2 separate regions of the Homo sapiens genome follow, and region 1 is linked to region 2. A link is an interaction called in ENCODE POLR2A ChIA-PET data of the cell type or tissue named here. Cell type or tissue: CD4-positive, alpha-beta T cell. All regions are shown on one strand. Each heading gives the region's core, and the rest is flanking DNA. Links, peaks and the distances in the headings are about the cores only.

Region 1 (10,319 bases), core at 1,087-9,086, 200 kb before region 2:
ATGAACTGAACTTGGTGCTGTTGGGATGTGAAGGGCAAGGAAGAAAGGAACAACCAAAGACATCTCAAGCATTGACATTTGGATGAGTAGGAGAATAGAAACTCAAACATCAGAAAAGAAAGTCAGATTTAGAGGGAAGGCAGCAAATTTGGCTTTAGGAATATTTCATTCCCTTCCTTACAGACGCATTCACTTCTAAATGTACTTGCAGGTATGCAGGGAATCATGGATATTTGCACAAATCTCCCACTGTTGGGTATGTATATGCAGTTGGATGCATGGTGCAATTCAAAACTCAAAACCAGACAATTTTCCTGGCATTGACCATTGGTTGGGTTAAGCTCTTTAGAAACTTTACATATTACTGGAATATCACTTAGAATCTATTAAATACAATTTAAAAGAAGATTCTTCCAAGAATAGATTTAAAGCAGAGCTGAATTAAGAATCAACTGTCAAACCATGAAGCAAAATAAGGGCCTGTTTCAGCATTCTGACCAAAGATGTGCCTTGAATCTTCCACAGCAATTATGACACACTGGAACTTGCCTACTGTGCAATACAGTGGATTCAGAGCATAGGCTGTGGATTTAAGTTCTAGTTCTAACACTTACTGTTCTTGGGCAAATAATGTAAACTGTTTGAGTCTCAGGTTCCTCATCTGTGAAATGAGGGTAGAGCTACCTCAAGTATTGTGAGGATTAAAGGAAGGAATGAATACAAGTTGTCTAGCATGATGCCCAGCACACAGTTAGTGCCCCTTCCAAAAAATGCTGTGATTTTTACTGTCTATAGGCTACATTGGCATTAGGTACATCGAGACAGGAGAACAATAGACAGCTGTTGCAACAGTACAGGTATCAAGCGACATAGTTAAATAGGGCATAGAGGTTAACATTTTTTATTTTGCATTTAAGCAAAATTTTAGAGATACTCTTCTCTCCTTCTGCTAACCTAGCTTTGTGACACTAAAATTGGAGTTTGGAATGAAGGTAGGGGGACTTCCGGGAGTTTCCAGACACTTCAGGGACTTTCTGGGAAGTCTGTATGCCAGTGGTATACAGACATTTAAATCTGGTACAAATATTTAAATCAAGAATTCTGCATGACAATCAGGGGTCAAGTGAATCCCTTTTAGATGATAGCATTTAGAAAATACTTCACCTAACATAACAAAGTGATTATACTTAAATTTGAGATCTGAAATAATATTTATGTTTTTAATTATAACACCTTATAACCTATACATCTCTGTATGGTTTGTAAAAGTTCTCACACATGAAACCTCATTCCAGCTCAAACTCTCTAGGCTAGATAAACAGGCATTACTGCACCATGTCGCTCTGCTCAGTGTAAAGGAATGTGAGGTCATTAAAAATGTTCCACATGTTTTCCTCTCTTACTTTAACCCTTCTCTAGCAACCCGTAATATGTTTGGATCTTAAACCTTCTTTTCTATGACTGAGACCATTTTAAACCCTTCACAAATAGAAGAGACATTTCTAGGGTTTTCCTACAGTTTCCTACAGTTCAGTTACCAAGGAGACCATTTCCTTAAAATCTCTTTGTTTCTAGAATTGGAGGGTCACAGTACGGAACACGGTGATGCCTCTCATTCACACAATACATGTATTAAAATTCAATTGAGAAGTTTAATTTTGTTTAGTTTTGGGGAGGGGGCTTGGTTAGAATTTTGTGATCTTTGAGATCTCACAATTCTCTCACATCTGCTTAGTCCTCCTTTCCTTTTCCCAGGGATTTAATTCTGCTAAAGACCAAGGAAGTTTTCCTGCTTTAAAAAGTAACATCCTTTGACTCACAAATGTAATGTTAAGGAAAAGAAGTTAGACACAAAAGGCGTATAGTATATGATTCCCAAGTGCAAAAACAGGCAAAACTAATCTACAATTTAAGAAAGCAGAAGAGTGTTAGCCTTGGCGGGGAGCAATGATGGGAGGTGGGGGCAGGGGAGAAGAGAGTGGGACTTAGGGAGTCCTAGTCGTGATCTTTTTCTTGAGCAGTGTGCTGAATTCCTGGCTGGTGGAAACAAATCAGTGCTTTAAATGCCAGGATAAAGCTCTGGTATTTAAGATGTACTTTCCCCTAAAATAATGAACATTTAAAATAACACTTTACTTCATACGCATTAAAGTTACAGTAAGTTTTGAAACTAGGGCACATGTTACTAATTTTCCACCAAAATGCCAATGGCCAAGGAGAGTAAATGTGGACCTCCAGAGGGGTCCAGGGGCGCAGGCTACAGCACACACTCCAGTGTGAAATGGCTCTATGTTTCAAATTTGGTTTTTTTAAAAATTCCTAAGAACGTTTACATTCTCTTTTGTATTATCTGGGTTTGCTTAAATATGAGAAAGATTTCAAACATTGCTTCTCACCTTCAAACAAATCCTAATTAAATCTTCAAGTAAAATTAACTGTCTGGGAAAATAACTCATGAATACCCTGTGGGGGTAGGAGTCCTCTAGTTGGAGAGGGCTGACTTAGAGTTTCCTAACCCTGTCACGTGCATTATCCAATGTTCAAATGGTGAGAACATCAGACTATGAGTGAGAAGACTTGGATTTCAGTCTTAACTCTGCCACCCCCAGCTGTGTGATCTTGGGCAAGTCAATGTCTCAGAACCTCAATTTCTTCATTTATAAGCTGTGGAAAATAATGGGTATCCAACATGTGGTTGGCTGACAGGTTCAAACAGAATTATGTGCCACTTTGCCACACCGAACACATTTTTAGAATAAAGCTGGATCCACTTCATTCTTTGATGGAGAACTTCTGGTGGGGTGAGCTACAGAGAAGAGGCCATCCAAATGGGCTTACCATGGGGTGTTATGTGTGTGTTAGCTTTAAAGTCCTGAGCAAAACTCTGCTGCTTTGACTGTAGCCTGTCCAGAAAGACCGTCTGTCATAAACTTGCTATTTCTTTGTGCTGCTGTTACCTGGTATGTTTAAGTAATGAAACAGCTGCTGCATTTCAATAGACAAAGGCTTACAGTATGTCTGAGGCAAGGCATTTATTGCTAGGCTTTAAACTTCTTAAACAATTCCATATGGAGATTTGAGTGGCAGAACACTTAATGTAAACTTTCAAAGGAAACTGCCCACCAAATTCTGAACTTTATGAATGTTGGCTGAAACATATTCTTTTTCAGAAGGCCGAAACATATTCTTTTTCATTCCCATTTCAAAGAGGAAAGGCCAGAACACCGCTTTTGATAGACCAGGAAGAAATAGAGGACCGTGTTTTAGGCATTTATTGATTCTGGAGGAACAATTAGCTTTTTGATCCAAACTCATTTAAAGATGCAGCAGGGTTAAGTGAATAGAATTTAGAATTAGGAGTCAAAAGACTAGTTTTCTCGTTGTGATTTTATTATTAGTTCTTTCATTTGAAGATCTCTTCACTTTGAATCAAGTTAAAAAATCAATACATCTAGATGGCACAGTGCTGGGTGTTCACTGTTTCAGTTTCCTTGGACTCAACAGGTCACGTGTGGAATGAACAAAATAGGCTTGGGCATTCTGTACAATAAGATGCCACGACAATATGACTACATTAATAAAAGAGATATATATTTTTCATATATAGAATTATACATATATAATTTTAAAATATATGTATTATATATAAAACTATACCTTTTTATATATGTTTAAAAAGCACATAAAATAATACCCAAGAAAAGCAGTCATTCTAGATATGTAAAACTAACTTCTGGTAGATACAAAAAGTTAAATTTCAAACAAAGCCACAATTTCATAAGAATTCAGCACTACATGATACTTTCGCCTTCTCCACATTCCTATTAGTTTTTACTTCAAGATTTGACCTTGGTGATCAGATCTTAATTGAAGTCTCCTTTCTCACGACTCTTATGTGAGGTCTCTCTCAAGACAACTATCAGAACTTTACCTCCGAGGATAATATCCTGTAGGTGGAGGTTTAGCCATTTCATTAAAACAAGAAAACACACCAGTGAAGAGTGAGGGAAACTACCCCTGCATTTCTTTCTTTCTTTCTTTCAGTGTGTGTGTGTGTGTGTGTGCGCATATGTGTGTGCATGTGTGTATGTTTTTCTTGAGAAGGTGAAAGTAGGATAGATTTGCAATAGGGGTTTTTTGTTTTTTTTTTTTTTCCTTTTAGCTAATTTGTGTCAAGCTACTCCTCACAGCTATAGGCAGGAAGTGCTATTTCCTGTGCTGATGATTTAATATAGTGCAGAGCAAAGCAGCGTTTGAACTGATGGCAGCACTAATGACTCTCGGTGAAACAGTGAAAAGATAAATGATCCTTAATCAGGAAAATGTTTAAATAAGCAAGTGCCTGGATATACCACAGCAAAACAACCTGAATTCATTTAAGTAAATGAAGAAGGTAATTTTAAAAATACACAGACTATTTGTTTAGTACTTTATATTTTTCTAAATGGCTTATAGCCACTTTTATTATAATCTCTGATGGCTCTGTGAGGTACCTCACTGTAGTTTTAGAAGAAACTGACTTCAACTCAAAGGGGCGAAATGATTTGCTTTAGGTTACACAGAAAGCCATTGGTCAAAAGAATACAATTCATAGTTCCCACATTTCTAATTTATTGCTTACCTGTTGCTGATTCTTCAAAGCATCCAGCTAACCTTGTTTGAATACATACGTGTATGAAAATAGTGTTAGTTAAAAATAAGATTGTTCACATGAGTGCTTGGGGTTGCTTACAGTCAAGGAATGCAGAGATCATGGACAATGAACGGACTGTCGTATTTAGAAATAAAATTTTGAAATTAACCATGAAATATGAACAAGGGCTATTTACAGTTCTTAAATAGGCAGCCATATTAATTTCTTACAATTATATTTTTCACAGTACTTTCATTTGTACCATCTTCTGGAACAAATCCCTAAGTCAGATACACTTACTACAATTAGTATTTTACATATGGAGGAAACAGACACATGAAAGAGACTCACCTTAGGTCAACAGAGTCTGTAGCAGAACCAGATTTAGAACCCAGATTTCTCCTAAATTCTACTTTGGGGCTCTTTTTAGTACTTTGCCATCTAATTTTAATTTCTTACAAGTAATGCTCATAATTTATCATTGGATTAAATAAAAAGATGTCCTTAGAAGATAACTAGGAATAAAATTATTGGTGTCTCACTTGTCAAGATTCAGAAAAGCCCCCTATAAAACACCTCATTATAACCTATCTTATCTAAAAGACTATTTCTCAAATAACTTGTGGTATTATTTGTACTGTAAAAAGTTAACTACCAAAAGAACTAAATCAAACATAATTTAAGTATCATACTCTGACTACTATAAATAACCTTGAAAAGGTTATTTAGACCCATTGATGGCTAGTCAAGCAGGATTTTCAGATTTGAGGTTATAGCATCCTTACCTTAGAAAAATAAAATTCACTGAGTTTTTAATCCGAGGGAATAAAGCAAGAAGCCCTTTCCCAGGTTAAAATAGCATTCCATAGATTTTAGAAGCTGAAAATAATCATATTAACATATTTTATATATGTGTGTGCACATGCATGCACACGCATGGGCATAGGAACAAATATATCCTTTGCCTTTAGTCTCAAAGTCTAGGAGCCAGGGCATCTGGTTTCTTTGCTGGTTTTGCAATTAATTTACATGATGCCCAGGATTATGGTGTTTTTGTTTTGCTTTATTGTGAGCAAACTCACACTCTTCTAGAAGACAGCCAATGGGGAATACCTCAGTCCTATAGCTAGAAGTTTTAAGTTTTCTTCCCTAAGTTCTCTTTCACTGGTCAGTCACATATCACGTCTAATGGAAAATGATGAACCTGGGTAATATTATTTGAACTATCCAGAAAATACACAAAGAAGCTGAAGATAATATGTGCAACTTCCACACTCGGATGGGTTAGAAGTTAAATGGAGGTAGTTTATAATCACTTACGTTATTGATCATAAGGTGCATTATTGTTTTTGGAATTAGATCTCGGATACATTTGTTGATAATGGACATGTAGGAGTCTACGAGGTTGCGAATGGTCTCCACTTGCCTCTCCAATTGTGGGTCCATGGAAAAGTTTTCTGCTTGTCCATTCTCATCATTTTCAGCCTAAAAGAAGAGAAAACAAACCATGGATTATCTCATATTCACTCAGAAGAAAATAAAATGTCAGTCGTTATCAGATTATCAACTTCTGATTAGCATAGTTGGAGTTTATATCAGTAGATGGTAACATTTTTATCTTATGCATCCACTGGTTCTGAAAGGAGATGGGGGAACCTGCCGTTATTACTCAATTTTTAGCCTGCCACATTCTAGGGAAAGCAAGTAAGTATTCTAATTCTGAATGAAGGTTGAGATGAATAACCAAATAAACAGTGTACCTAACAACATACCTCCAGAGAACAATCTAATCTTAAGCCATTTGCAAGCTGGCCAAAGAATTGAATCCAAACATATGATGCAAATGTAAACCTCTGAGAGGAGTCTCCAGGGAAGCTATAGATTAGAAATAACCTTGGTATTGTTCTGGCACTTCTAGGTCTGCTCTGGGATGGATCAGCATTTGGATCCTCCCACATTCAAAGCTAAATTTTGTAGGGCTGCCTGAAGCCAAAATAAGAGATATAGAAGATAATTTATTCTTCCATGCACTTGCTGGAATTTGTTACGTAAATTCATGCTTCTGTCATCACTACTAAAGACTGGCTCCATTGTGAAAAACTTACAATTATTACTTCCAACTTGTTATTCTTTGAATAAAACAGAACACATCTATACACAAAGAATTTATTTGTGCAACATGAGAAAAGCATCTGTTTCCTATACTATGAGACTTGAGTTAATTAATGTTGGCTTATCCACCAGAGGCTGAGCTGGAATGGCTTCTTCATCATTAAGGGCTGACCTATTGGCTTGGCATTGAAATCAATTTAGAACAAATGGTCTCCATTTCAAGTCAGCTTGAACCATCTAAGCCCCAGAACATGACACAGGTATTATTGTTAGTGGTCTGGCTACTTTCTAGCATTTGGAAAGATTTAATTATGAATGTAAAATGGGGAAATAATTTATTGCTTCCATGTAGACACGAAGTGCTTTTCTTTGGAAATGTACATACTTTGATTTTCAATCATCCAATCAGTTCTAGGCATAGCACTGTGCTAAATAGCTTTACTGGATATTAAATGATAAGCCTTTCCTTTGAATCAATATGCTTGTGTGAAAAGCATATTGATGGGCCACAAAATCAACAATATTGATAGAATTGGTTCTAATCATTTATATAGGCTTCTGTCACTCAGAAATGTCTATTGTTCTAAAAAACACATTAAAATAATGCATGCTCAACTCATTTCCCAGTCCTGAGAGCATGACCTCATGATTTGGGACTACAGTATGAGGACATTTCTGAGGCTCCAGTGCATTTAGGGCCTCCAGGAAAGCCTACTTGTAAGAGAAAGCACAGACCAGAGAAATTCCAAGTTGAGGAGTTAGGAGCTACTACAACTTGATGATAATGAGGATGATAAAGTGATTATGAAATATATATATATATATATATATATATATGATATATATCAATGAGAGCAGATGATGACCTACAGCTTTCTGAAGAAAACATCTTCTATATAAAGAAATATAAGCCTCCATTAGGAATACAACACAATTCCATTTGTCTCTCTGATCTAAAACATTCTTGGATTTTAGATTTTGCCGTTGTGTTTAGCAGTACCAGGTAATGGCATTTCAGCATAAACCTACTACCACTTCCCAGGAACATTTATTGAGCAAATATTGTATTCCAGGTACTGTGCTATGTACTTTATATAGATCTGTAGCACAACCTTAGGACAGGGGTATCATCGTAATTGTCAACCCATATAAGAATATATTCAAGCTCTGAGAACTGAAATTTGTTCAATAAATGTTAGATAAATATTATTTTAAGTCAATTTTTTCCTTAGGTATTAAGAAACCAGAACATAAAGAGAGTTTCTAGAAAAATTCCTTAAAGTACTGATAGTTATAAAAAATAAATAATTGAGCTAAAGGAGAAAAGCAGAATAAATAACTTGTTACATTCACCTCGAGGAATATGAAACACCAGGAAAATTATATTAGCATCCACATTTTCATATAGAAACACTAAATTTCCCCATTTTACAGCTTTCTTAACATGTAACCATGCTTCACTTTTTTGCATATCAAAATAAGCAAAAGACACTGACTTTCACTTTTTGAAACCAGATGCAATTAGAAAACAAAGTGTCAGAGTGAATAGAGAACTCTGGTTTAATTCTTAGCATTAAAAAAAATTGAGAGGCTTTAGTAAATAATCAGTAAAACAATTTGAAATTCTTCTTAGCTTTTGGAAATACTTGCAGACATGTAGTGACATGCAAATCTTAACTATTCTGATAATACAGTGGACATGATGGGGAGTCACAGAGTTCAGTATGCAAATTTGATTTATTTCCTCATTTTAGAAAAAAAGAAGCAGTAAACTGCCCCTTCTACCAATGTCTAAGATGAACGGGAAAAATGCATATAAATGGAATTTTTCTTTTACGTGAGTAATTGCAGAGAGCAACACTTCCTTTTCTCTAACCCCAGTTCTAACCAAATTCTCCATTGTGCTCTTTTCTGTATGTATATTGTGTATGACTATATTTTTTCTTTGTTTAAATTATAGGATTGCAATAAGGTTCTTTGCAGTTGAAGCACTGAAATGACAGCTGTTTATCATTATCCTCATCAAGGAAATGTAAAATAAAAATAGTAATTTGTCTCTGATCTTTGAGGCAAAAAAGAATGGTCTGCAAACATTTAACCTTTTATGTGCAGGTTCAATGATGCTGTTTAAAAAACGTGAATAATATTGTAGAAACCAGCTTGTTTCTAAAAAATACAATAGACAGTCCTTCCTATTGCAGTTTTTAAAAATAGCTATTGAGAAATCTAATTTAACCAATAAAAACACCAGCATTGTAAATGTGAAGTCATTTATAAAAATTACCATAACTTACTTTCTCCGAAATTATTTGCATGGTATTTAAGAAACAGGCTGTTATATAAAGTTTTAAGTTATTTAAAACATATTTTTATAACTACTATTATTATTTTTGTTTTTAGAGACAGAGTCTTGCCCTGTCATCCAGGCTGAAGTGCAGTGGCGTGATCATAGCTCACTGCAGTCTCGAACCCCTGAACTCAAGGGATCCTCCCATATAGCTGTAACTACATGCCACGCCCAGCTAATTTTGCCTTTTTTTTTTTTTTAGAGATGGGGTTTTGTTATGTTTCCCAGGCTTATCTCAAATTCCTGGCTTTAAGCGATGGTCCCGCCTCAGCCTCCCAAGTAGCTGAAAATTTTAATTTAAAAGCTTTCTTTTAAAGGTTTACTACTTTAACAGGTGAGGGAATGAAAGTGTTGAATCAGAAATAATTCTCACCATACCTTGGGGCGTCTATTATAGAAGCACTGGGCTTGACTGGAATGTCTTTCAGGTGTTTTGTTTTTGTCTTTTCCCTTTCCTTAAATCTCTTATTTAATCATGTCATAGACTTATTTGAAGACTTTTTCTTAGTAAATCAGGTCATCACGATGAAAACACTGTTACCATGGTAACGTACCTGTGAATTTTTCCAGCCCTACATTATCAAGAATGGTTTCACTGAAAACCTCTCTCCACTGCCAATCATTCACTTCTAATTTGATGAGGCTGGAAGGGTATGGGTTAAGATAGTGTTGATGATGCTCACCCCACCACCAACAGTGGTCTACAAATACTGTGAGACAAAACATGTGTTTCCAAAAGCTACCAGGATGACCAAATATAGTCCTATGAGAAATGCCTTACAGACATAAAACAATTGTGCTATTGATCATGATGAAGGCTGTTTTTGACTCAGAGCGATTCCTCTGCTACTGTTAATTCTGTAACACCATCATCATCATGTTTACATACTCAAATAATGAAATACTATAATCACAAGAAAAACCCCCGTGGTTTCATTTATAAGAAGATAACACTTAAAGATTAGGGGGAAAATGACACAAGAGTAATCTATATTTTAGGAATTCTACTTCCATCACCTAAAAACTTGTAACTGTAAAGAAATTTTAAATTATTGTATCCTTTATACTATTTGTTTAACAGGCACTTTTAAAGCTCATTCAGTTTAGAATCAGGGTATTAAGGGATTATAAGGTCTACGCAATAAAGAACTAGGTCTGTTTACAAAGATTGAAAGATGGACAAAGGTATGAAACAAAAATCACAGATATTGTAAAGCAAAATCTGTC
Region 2 (10,319 bases), core at 785-8,784:
TGTTATTTCTATTCTCCATTTATATATGTATTAAAATATTTTATAGTAAAAATTAATTTACAAATAAACCAAAAGAGAGAAAAATGAATATCATATTGCTGATACAAAGCGTAAGTGGTGTGAAAAATCTGAGAGTGATCACTCTGGACTGCTGGTGGGAAAAGGCAGATGGGACAGACTCTCATGCAAAGAAAAGAGGGAGAAAAGAAAACCTTCCCAAACCTACAAGTGAGCCTTGGAAAAAGTAATGACATAAAGTTGTGAGGTTCCCTCCAGGGAGGTCTTCTGACACTTAAGAGGCAGGCAGAATAAGAAGAGAACAAATCATGTGCAAAGATATTTCCTTTCAACATTAAGGTGACTCGGCCATGGAGAGTAGCTTCTCAGAGAGGACAACCTGGATGGTGAGGTTTTCAGAGCTTAGAGACACAAACCCTCCATAGCTAGGGTTCACAACCCATGATCCATGAACAATCTTCAAGATGGGGGAGTCTTCAGAAATCAATCTGTGAATGTGTGCAATAGCCTAAGGAAAACATCTATAACTCCTACGATGTTCTTAAATGTTTACAGAACTTCAAAAAGTTAAAGAACAACTGGTAGAGATGAAAAATACTTCCAGGCTGGCAAATGATGCTCTCAAAACTTTCTATCACCAATTGATTCTGATTCCTTCAGTGAGAGGGGGCTGACCATCAATAGAGGGTGAGAAGTCCCTTGAAGAAGCAAGAAGTAGCAGCCTTTGTATCAAAAGAGGCAGATGCCTGGATTCTGGACCTCTCAAAAATAACCAAAACTTTGCTCTAAATCCATGTCATCTTCAAAAGGGGGGGACAGCATTGTCCTTCTAAATTATTTCCCCTTTTATATTATATCTCTTCTATATTATTTTACCCACGATTGGTACTACCTTAAGGTGGTCAGGAGAATGGAAACTGCATTTCATCATTACAAAGTTAAAAAAAAAAACAGCAACTGACACAGGGTTAACAACCAAGTCCACATTCCCAAACCCTTGTTCAGCTCTCTAGGTCATGTTGCCTTTCTGGGTTATATCTCCACATTTCTTGGAATTTGTAACCGACGTTTAAATTAACTTTTAAGCACTCTGCACTTTGAGGTAAAGTTGGTTGGTCGTAAGCAAAAATAACTTCAAAGTCTGAAGTCCTCACTCCCTTTTGGTCCCTAAGCACCCAAAAGATGTTCTGTCATCCCCCAAACTCTGGAATGTCTTCCCAGGAAGTGAGTTAAAATCACATTTCTCCTTATTCCCATTTTTATTGTAATTATTGATTAACAATAAATTGGTTTCTTGCTTCTCACATTTTTGCCTTTCTGCCTTGCAAATGAGTTTTATCATGCAGGAGACCAATTATAAAACAATGTAAAATATAACAACTGTTCATAATATGACTGCTTGGAATTAAAAAACAATTTTTATTTGAGGATGGGCCAAATTCGTCAGACAAAAAAGTCAAAATGTGGCTCCTAAGACATTTCTCCAGGCTTATTATGACAGTGGAACTAATCAATAAACCCTTCTATATTATTTTATTCCCAGTTTCAAAACCAGCTATGAAATAAACTTAGTTGACTTAGATTATTCAGCAGTTGTTCTTATCTAGCTATGAAGCAGTGTTTGCAATACATTTACAATAGAACTTCACAAAATGGATAAACAATTACCAAAGTCTAGAAAAATGATTCCTAAGTGCACAAACACATTAAAAATCTTCTGTTTAGGCCAGGTTGCTATATAATTCTGAATAGAGTGTGACCTTGCTTCCCTCAGAGGCTCTTTGGAATTTGGCTCTGATTTCAGCCTTTCCTCTGCCAAGCATATAGAATGAATTAGGTGAAGCTCTGTTACAAATGCACCCCACCCACAATGGTTTCCAATAGAGAGCTAAATGTTTTAAAACCACAGTTCAACTTAAATGTAAAAATGGTTCTGCTTTCAAAATTGAGTTTCACTTCCCTTTGTCTTGTGCTCACCCCTTTTTCTCTGCATTCCAATTCTACTCCCCAGTGAGAGAATAAAATTGGAACAAATGTAAACAGGAAACCTAAAGTAAACAGTCTAAATGCATATTTCTAGTCTTTAATTTCAGGTATTCACACACTGAAGGGGCCTCTTTCAATCTCACTGCCGATGCAAATAAAGGAGGCATTAGGAGCTTCCCTCAATTCCATCTTAGCTTTAGTACCCAGAGTCCGTCAAAGACCACTGAGGCAAAGAGCAAAACCTACTTATCTTCAGGACCCAGCATGAACACTGAGTGAGAGGAGCTGCCCCTATGTGTTGACTAAGTTTCCAGCCTCCCTTTTTTTTTCCAAATCACTTTACTTCTATTCCAGATGTTCGATGCTCTCTTAGTGTTCCAATTCTCAGCTGTTACAAAGACAGCATCTCATGAATTAATTTATTATATGGTATAGGGTGTGCAAAAGAAAGAACATGGGCTTGCTGGCAGACCAACTAGGGGATCAAATCTCAGCTACACAGTTCATTCCCTTAAGAGGGTGACAGGAAAGCGATGAACTTCTCTAATATTTGGATTCTACATTTGTAAAACCCCAAACCCAAGTCTGCAATGAGAATGCACATATCAAGTCCATGGGTCAGATTCCGTACTTAATAAACTCTAAGATGATTTTTCCTCCTTTCCCATTCCTGGGCTTACACATCCCAGAAGTATTTGTCTTTTAAAGTAGACAATATGAAGAGAGCAACATTCAACAGAAACAATGAATTTCTTAAAAAGGCAAGTTAGGCCCTGAGCACCTAGCCTGGGGACATATTCTGGGATATTACCATACCCTCCAGATTGTGCTGCTCATTACTGTGTTGAGGGTCATTGTTTAGAAGGGAGGATAAAATTTCTCAATTTCTAAAAAAAATTAATTTCAAATTCCTACTTTTCAATCACCAACTCCCAACTGCAGAAAAACTGCTGTGTCTCTGCAGATGGGTTTTATTTTATGTAGTGGGTATGTCTTACAAGAACTGTGCAATTTAAATGGTGGTCAATGTAATGATATTTTCCATGTTTATTTTGTGATAATTTTCTTTGCTTGTTTAACAGTTCAGGTTGTCTGATGCTATATTCAGACTACATATCTAAATTCTCCATCAGTGTGTCTGGGATTGTTTGAGTTCTTAGTAGGTTTTAACATCATTTAATGAGAAGATTTAGAAAACATTGCAACAATAAACCTAATGAACTTCACAACTTGTGAGGTGAGCAGGATAGGGATCCTCACGCTACTTTGCAGAAATAAAATTGAGATAAAGCAACTAATCCAAGGTCAAGCTATTACTTGAGTGTAACTGAGCCAAGAACATAGATTTTGCTATTATTGTTATGATTGCTGTTGTTTTGAGTACTAGAATATTAATTTCTATTACACTGCTGATTCTCTAGAAAAAAAAAAAAACTTTGAAGCCAGGTGTATTGGCTCATGCCTGTAATCCCAGCACTTTGGGAGGCTAAGGCAGAAGGAACACTTGAGCCCAGGAGTTCAAAATCAGCCTGGTGAAACCCTGTTTCTACAAAAAAAAAAAAAAAAAAAAAAAAAAAAAATTAGCTGGGCATGGTGGTGCAACCCTGTAGTCCTAGCTACTCAGGAGGCTGAGGTGGGAGCATTGCTTGGGCCCAGGAGGTGGAGGCTGCAGTAAGCCATGATTGCATCACTGCACTCCAGCCTGGGTGACAGGGTGAGACCCTATCACAAAAAATAAAAAAATTTAAAAAAGTTTGAATGTATTTACCAAAATAATTGGCAATAATTTTAAGCAACTAACATGTTTTATCATCTGCCAGACCAAGCACATTCCTTACTTTAAAAACTCCACAATGTTTCAGTGTATTTGGGTTTTGAAACCCAGAATCACTGTATTTTCCTTATACTGGTACACAGATAATTCTTAGTATTTATTTGCCAAGTCTTCACTTATGACATCAAAATTTAATTTGTGTTAAAAAAACTTTGTATAATATAGAATATTTTCAACATCATGATATTATATCCATAAAGTGTGTGAAACCAATATATTGAACTTTCCCAGAAATTATTTGTGTTTGAAACCAAAACTGGCTAAATAAAATATATCTCTATTGGGTAGTATGTGGAGACGATATGGAGAATAACAGGCATGATCTAGAGATGGTGCTGTATGTGCATATCTGTATTAATACTGAAACCAGTGATCTTCTCATCCCCTTTCCCTCTCTATGGCCATCACTTCCCACTAAACTTTTGGCGTCTGGGACAGGACAGTGCCTTTCTGTACCTAGCTCCCTTTAGTTAAAAAGTTGCCTTTTTACCAGTTCTTGGTAAAGGAACTAAGAAATTTTTTTTGATAGAAACTATACTCAGTTGTCATGATTATTAAAATTGGACTTTAAATAATTACCTGCACAATTGGAATGATACTACATTATCAATACTTACTCTCAAAATAAAGTGCTGATACTATTCTCATATTGAAGTCACCAATTGCAGGAAAACTGACGATTGGGGTCCTTAAGCCTTCCTGCAATGGTATAAAAGATTGGGTATTCAACTTTTTCTACTTTTGTTTTCTCTCTTTGAATAAAAACAGAAACACAATCTTAGGACTCTGTGCCTAATGAGGCCCAGAATTTGAATTTTCAGGCAGTCTCTGAGGACAATGCAGATAGAGGGAGGGGCATGCAGAGCAGAAGGCCTCTCTATGCTCCACTTTAGTGAGTACCTCTGAGCAGGTTCATTGCAATTCATTTCATCTTTATTTTTGTCCTTAAACAGAGTAGGAGAAAAGCAAGTCTGTGGAGAACATTTTATTGAAATGAGTTGGATTTATTGCTGGACTTGGTTATCTTGTTTTTGAGGAAATATTTGCATTTGAGGGAAAAAGTGTGTTTTATTACTTCATCTCTAGTACCATTTAAGGTATGTAATGATGGTTAGACATCAACCTGCAAAATATTTCTTCAGAGCACCCTGTCCTCTAGCTTCTCATATCCCAGTGATGCCAGATCCTAAATTAATTTCATGCACACAAACTCAACATTATTATCTCCATTTTTATGCTTTATCTAGTGAGTTAAGCATCTTAGAGAAATCGTTTTTTTGTTTGTTTGTTTCCCCTAACTGATCTTGGACAGACTGTTAAAAAAAAAAAAACTATAAAATGTTGTCACATTTTTTTCCTCTTGACCAGACTTCACGTCCCAGCTTGATGACCTTCACACTACAATAATGTTGCCTATTTCTAATAGTAAAAAGTTCCAGTTCGTTATAACCAAAAACTCAAAGAAATCGACTATCAGTCTTGAAACCCCTTACATATTATCTTTAAATAGAGTTCATAAAGTTGTGGCAACACCCACCAAAAACAGACATGAGGCAGATTGATTCATCAGCACCTAATGAGTTAATTAAGAAACAAAAATACAAGAACACACAGAATTATGGCCAGCCTGGCCTTGCTTATTCAGTTTTAGTCAGAGACCACAACTTCTTTCAAATAACCCCAGTTTATTTTCAAAAAAAAAAAAAAAAACCCTGTCTTCAGACAGGATATGGGGGAGGAGTTAAGTGGTGATGTTTTACACATGCACATCTGGATACAGTCCAATTATTTCCCTTAAACATTCCCCCAGTTGTTTTCATTTTGCTCCATGCTTTGGCATTCATAAATTTGTGAGATTAATTGTGTGTCAGCAGTCTGCAGGCCTGGAGCTGGGCACCAGTTTAGTAGCAATACGGCTACAAAACAACTCTGTAGAGAAATACGTTCACATATTTAAAAAGGAAAGCATAGTCACATAGTTCGTTTCTGTTTAATATCAGGCATTGACGTTATGCATAAAGAAGGTAGTGTAATCTTTCAGGGAATTGCCCTAATAGCAAGATATATATAGATATATATCTCCACGCCTACCAGAAATATGTGTGTGTGTGTGTGTGTGTGTGTGTGTGTGTGTGTGTAAACTCAAGTGTTTTAAAGCATAAGAAAGGATTCATCAAGAGGAAAAATGAAGAGTTCAGGGCTGGACATATTTGTGTTCCTTGTTTTCATCTGATTATTTTGAAGGGCGTGTCAACAGATTGCATTTCTTGTCTTGGAAATGTACTAACAATTAAAATCACCTTTGCCAAAAAGAACCAACTTATCTTAGAGATGGTGGAGAAGCATCTTTATTTTAAAAGATGTTTTGCAAAGCCTCTTATGCTTTCAAAATTACTATATGAAAAGTGAAACTAGAAGCTTTCTGCCCTGATGTGTAGGCCTCACAGTCCAGATTATGAGCTCAGCTAAGGAAGAGCTGTGTTCCCCAGAGCCCAGCGGAGTGGCGGCACTTGGTAAGTGCTCCGTACTTGCCAGTTGACAACAAAAGAACTATCATTTAAATGTTGGTAAACAGATATTTATTCTTGTTTAATGTTATTTTGCCTTATATCCATGAGTAGGAAATAAACTATTAGATATTGTGACATTTTTCACAAGTAAATGCCACATGCCAAAGTAAGGTAATAGGTAGGGCAAATTTTCATACATATACATAACAGAGGAGAGTGTTCCAGATTAAAGTTCTGAGATTTGCAACATCAGTATTGGGAGGAAACTGGCAGCTTCTCCTCTAACCCTCTACAGAAACACAAAACAGCTATTGGAAACATGTAGAGCATTCCTCTGGAAAATAATTAGGCTTCAAATAAATCATATGCTATTCCTGCAATAAAAGAAGGAAACTTTTTATGATCTTCTGTTTTCCCTCAAGTATGCTATATGTTGAGAAGTTTTACCTAAATCACACTGTATTCTAGCAGTAAGCTCTTAATTATATAAGAAATAAAATGCATTGCAGATATTACAATGAATCCACTTGTCCTTAGACTATTTATCTATCAGAATATTTTCTAGGCCAATATATTTGAAGGCTACTGAGAAAATCACACACTGTTCTTTGGCTTTAGTTTCCTTGTGAGTAAAATGAGGTGCATAATCTCAGCCCTATCTACGATACAGGGTAAAAGTCAGGATCTAACGAGTGAAATTGGTAAACCATAAAGAACAAACAAGTGTTGGTTAGCATGCAGTAAACATACAAACTCTCCTACTCATGGTTCTGTATTGAAAAACCGAAATACATAGTATCTTATTCTTTACATAAATTAATTTACTGATCTTGAGACCTAACTGAATCATGATAGTATATCCACATAGACTAGATTTGTTCCTACAGGGCAAACTGCCATGCATTCATGCTAAACTATACAAGAGCAGCCAGGTAACAGAAGGCAATGCTGCTTCAAAAACACTGCAAATTTGACTCAGAACTCAGAGACACGGTATGATATTTGTAACATATTTACAGATACAATTAGGCTTTACTGAAGCTAATTGATTTTCACCACCTGAGCTTATTATCTACTAATGGTAGGGTTCTAGTCGTCTAATCCCTGCTATGTACGCCATGGGCGAAAATCTAATTAACCTCTCAGAGCCTTAGTTTTTTAATACATAAAAAAGTAATAACACCTGCTCTGATGAAGCTATTGTGAAGATTAAAATGTGAGATATGAAGAAGTGCTTTTACAGAGTAGTCACCCAGTACTTATTGGTTATATCTAAAAATTATTGAATCTGTATTCCCAAAACTATGCTGGAAAATAAGTCCAGAATTAAATAAGGCCACAAATAATCCAAGCAGAAATGATCCGGCATAGCATCATTAAAATATACACACATATTTATAAATATTGCCTGTATACATTTTTCTTAGAAAGTCCATGTAAGTTATACAGAAGCTGAAATAAACCATAGCAAAAAAAACTTCTCCCCTCTTCTCAATGACATCTTGAATTTAGCAGTTCTTATTTTATTTTAGTAGAATAATACTTCTATTAAATCACTTTAATGATAATTATAATTAATACTTATATAATCCTTTAACTTTTCAAAGCACGTTCATACCAATTATTTTCTTTTGGTTTCCAAACAACATTATGAAAATATAATCTTGAATTTAATACCAGTTAAATACTAGTGGGAGTAACAAACTTTGTCAAAACTAAGATGCAATAACACTACTCAGAAAAGCTTTGCAACACAACCAGTGGCCAAATTCCACTTCATTACATGTAGATCACAGTCCACAAATGACAATCAGTCACCACTAATAATAAACAAAAAATTTTTGGATTCTAGTCCAGGCAGGAGAATGCTTTTCATGAATGCAAAATTAGAGGTGACATTCTGAAAGTAGGCTCCACAAAACAACTAGCTCAGCATTCTAAGTCCAGTTTCATTCAAAGTACACACAGATAACTACTATCACCGCCCTGGCTTTAGAGTATTAGCTCACCCAGCAGTTCAAAGCATTCCTTATATTTTAGACTAGAGGAGGATCACCATTTTTGCTCTATTTTATGGACTGAGACATAAAGCGATAGAGACATGCCCATGGAGCTGGAATAAGACTTATTCTATTTCATCTCCATAAGGTGACCCCTTAACCCCCTGCAATCTAGCTTCTGTCTTTACCATTGTATTGACAATGAAATCCTAAAGATCACTGATGATCAACTAATAATCAAACCCAGTGACTTACTCTTTCTTCCTTTCATTGATATCTCTGTAACATCAGCTTGAAGTTGAAGTAAACCAGGGTCCATTCTCTGTCTCTCTTTCTCTCTCTGTTTTGCTCTCTTGCTGTATCTCTTGCACACCCTTTCTCTCTGTCTCTCTCCCTCTCTTCATCATCACGGCATGCACTATCTTACTACCTTGCTTCTTTTAACTGCTTCATCTATGTTCATTCCTATCCCTTCCTTACTTGTGGATTCTCTGACTTACACATCAACCTCCTACTCCCCTCTCCAGTCATCTTCACTTCATATATGTAAAAAATTTACTACTGTACTCTCAGAATTATACAGACTCAAGTACATAATAAATACTCAATAAATATTTTTAAATAAATGAATAAATTACTCTCAATGGAAAAATCAATCTCTGGACACTTTCTTAAGATTTAAGTTTATTTTTTAACACCAGTGTGTTGGATGGATTGGAATTGGATTTTTTTCTTCTTCTTATTACAGCCATATGCCACATAACCACATTTTAGTTGAGAAGAGACCACACCTTCAATGACAGTGGTCTCATAAGATTATATGACAGTATTATTACTGTAGCTTTTCCTCTGTTTAGATATGTTTAGATACACTAATACTTAGCACAGTGTTACAATTGCCTACAGTATCCAGTACAGAAACAGGCTTTACAGGTTTGTAATCTAGGAACAAAACAAACAGCCTAGGCATGTAGTGGGCTAGACCATCTAGCTTTGTGTAAGAACACTCTATGATGTTTGGACAACAAAGAAAGCGCCTGATAACACAACTTTTAGAATATAATTATATCGTTAAGCAATGTATGACTGTATATTCATTGGGCACATTAAGGGAAAAAAACCCTATAAAATATAGTATTTACCACAGGATAATACTGAGGATGTGCATGACCTTTAGGAAGATCCAATGGAGACATTTCTCTCAGATTGTGTTTGTCTTATGGATACCAAAACCACATCACTGTTAGCATTTCCCCTGGGTTGGCTATAAGTCCACTCAGAGCCAAAGTGCTTTATAACACACAGTTAGGTATCTTTTAACATTACTTCCCTTACTCCTATTGTCTCATCCCTAACTCTTACTCTCATCCCGTAATTTTGTCTCTTAGTTATCTTACATTTCTAAGCCCCCACAAGGCAGGTAATGAAGTCCTTTATCCTAAACTTCTTTCTCAACATTTTCAATTATCCAACTTGGTTTTAGAAAGTACAGTAGCGCCCCCACTTCCCCTTATGTGTAGGGGATACATTCCAAGATCCACAGTGGATGTCCAAAACCTTGAATTGTAACAAACCCTAAATATACCATGTCTTTTTTCCCATACATACATAGCTATGATAAAGTCGAATTTATAAATTAGGCACTGTAAGAGATTGATAACAATAATTAATAATAAAATAGAACAATAATAACAATATACTATAATACAAGTTACGTGAATGTGGTGTCTCTCTCTCTCTCTCTCTATTCTTGTACAACACTCACCTATTTTCGGACCACAGTTGACCACAGGTAACTGAAACTGCAAAAGCAAAACCATGGATAAGAGAGGACTACTGCAAAAGAAACTTTGAAAAACTGGCTCTTACTGGAAAAAAATACATTTTCAGAATTATATCATTGTTCTCTCAAACTCAAAACACACCATCGCCAATTCCTCAGTTTCCCTTTGCGTTAAGCACCTTCAGTCA

The links. ChIA-PET counts read pairs that join two places held together with the same protein. Peaks named below come from ENCODE experiments on the same cell type or tissue, not always from the same donor. Only the 100,000 strongest peaks of a DNase experiment are listed, where the experiment ranks them.
Region 1: POLR2A ChIA-PET joins it to region 2 with 14 read pairs; 7 of 35 experiments call an interaction of 5 or more read pairs at or near these places.

What each region holds. Positions count from the first base shown.
Region 1 is chr1:172,374,817-172,385,135 of GRCh38, reverse strand. It overlaps DNM3 (dynamin 3), which reads right to left. Exons shown (of 21, transcript NM_015569.5): 18 at 5,954-6,118. Among named protein-coding and RNA genes, the nearest start is that of C1orf105, 41 kb to the left of the region's middle. In CD4-positive, alpha-beta T cell, for the core only: no CTCF peak of the experiment used is centred there; a DNase peak (open chromatin) is centred at 4,135; H3K4me3 peaks cover 832 bases; H3K27ac peaks cover 1,474 bases.
Region 2 is chr1:172,177,033-172,187,351 of GRCh38, reverse strand. All of the region lies in intron 14 of DNM3 (dynamin 3), which reads right to left. Among named protein-coding and RNA genes, the nearest start is that of DNM3OS, 37 kb to the right of the region's middle. RefSeq lists an enhancer at 6,157-6,206. In CD4-positive, alpha-beta T cell, for the core only: no CTCF peak of the experiment used is centred there; DNase peaks (open chromatin) are centred at 5,561, 5,931 and 6,311; H3K4me3 peaks cover 1,096 bases; H3K27ac peaks cover 3,056 bases.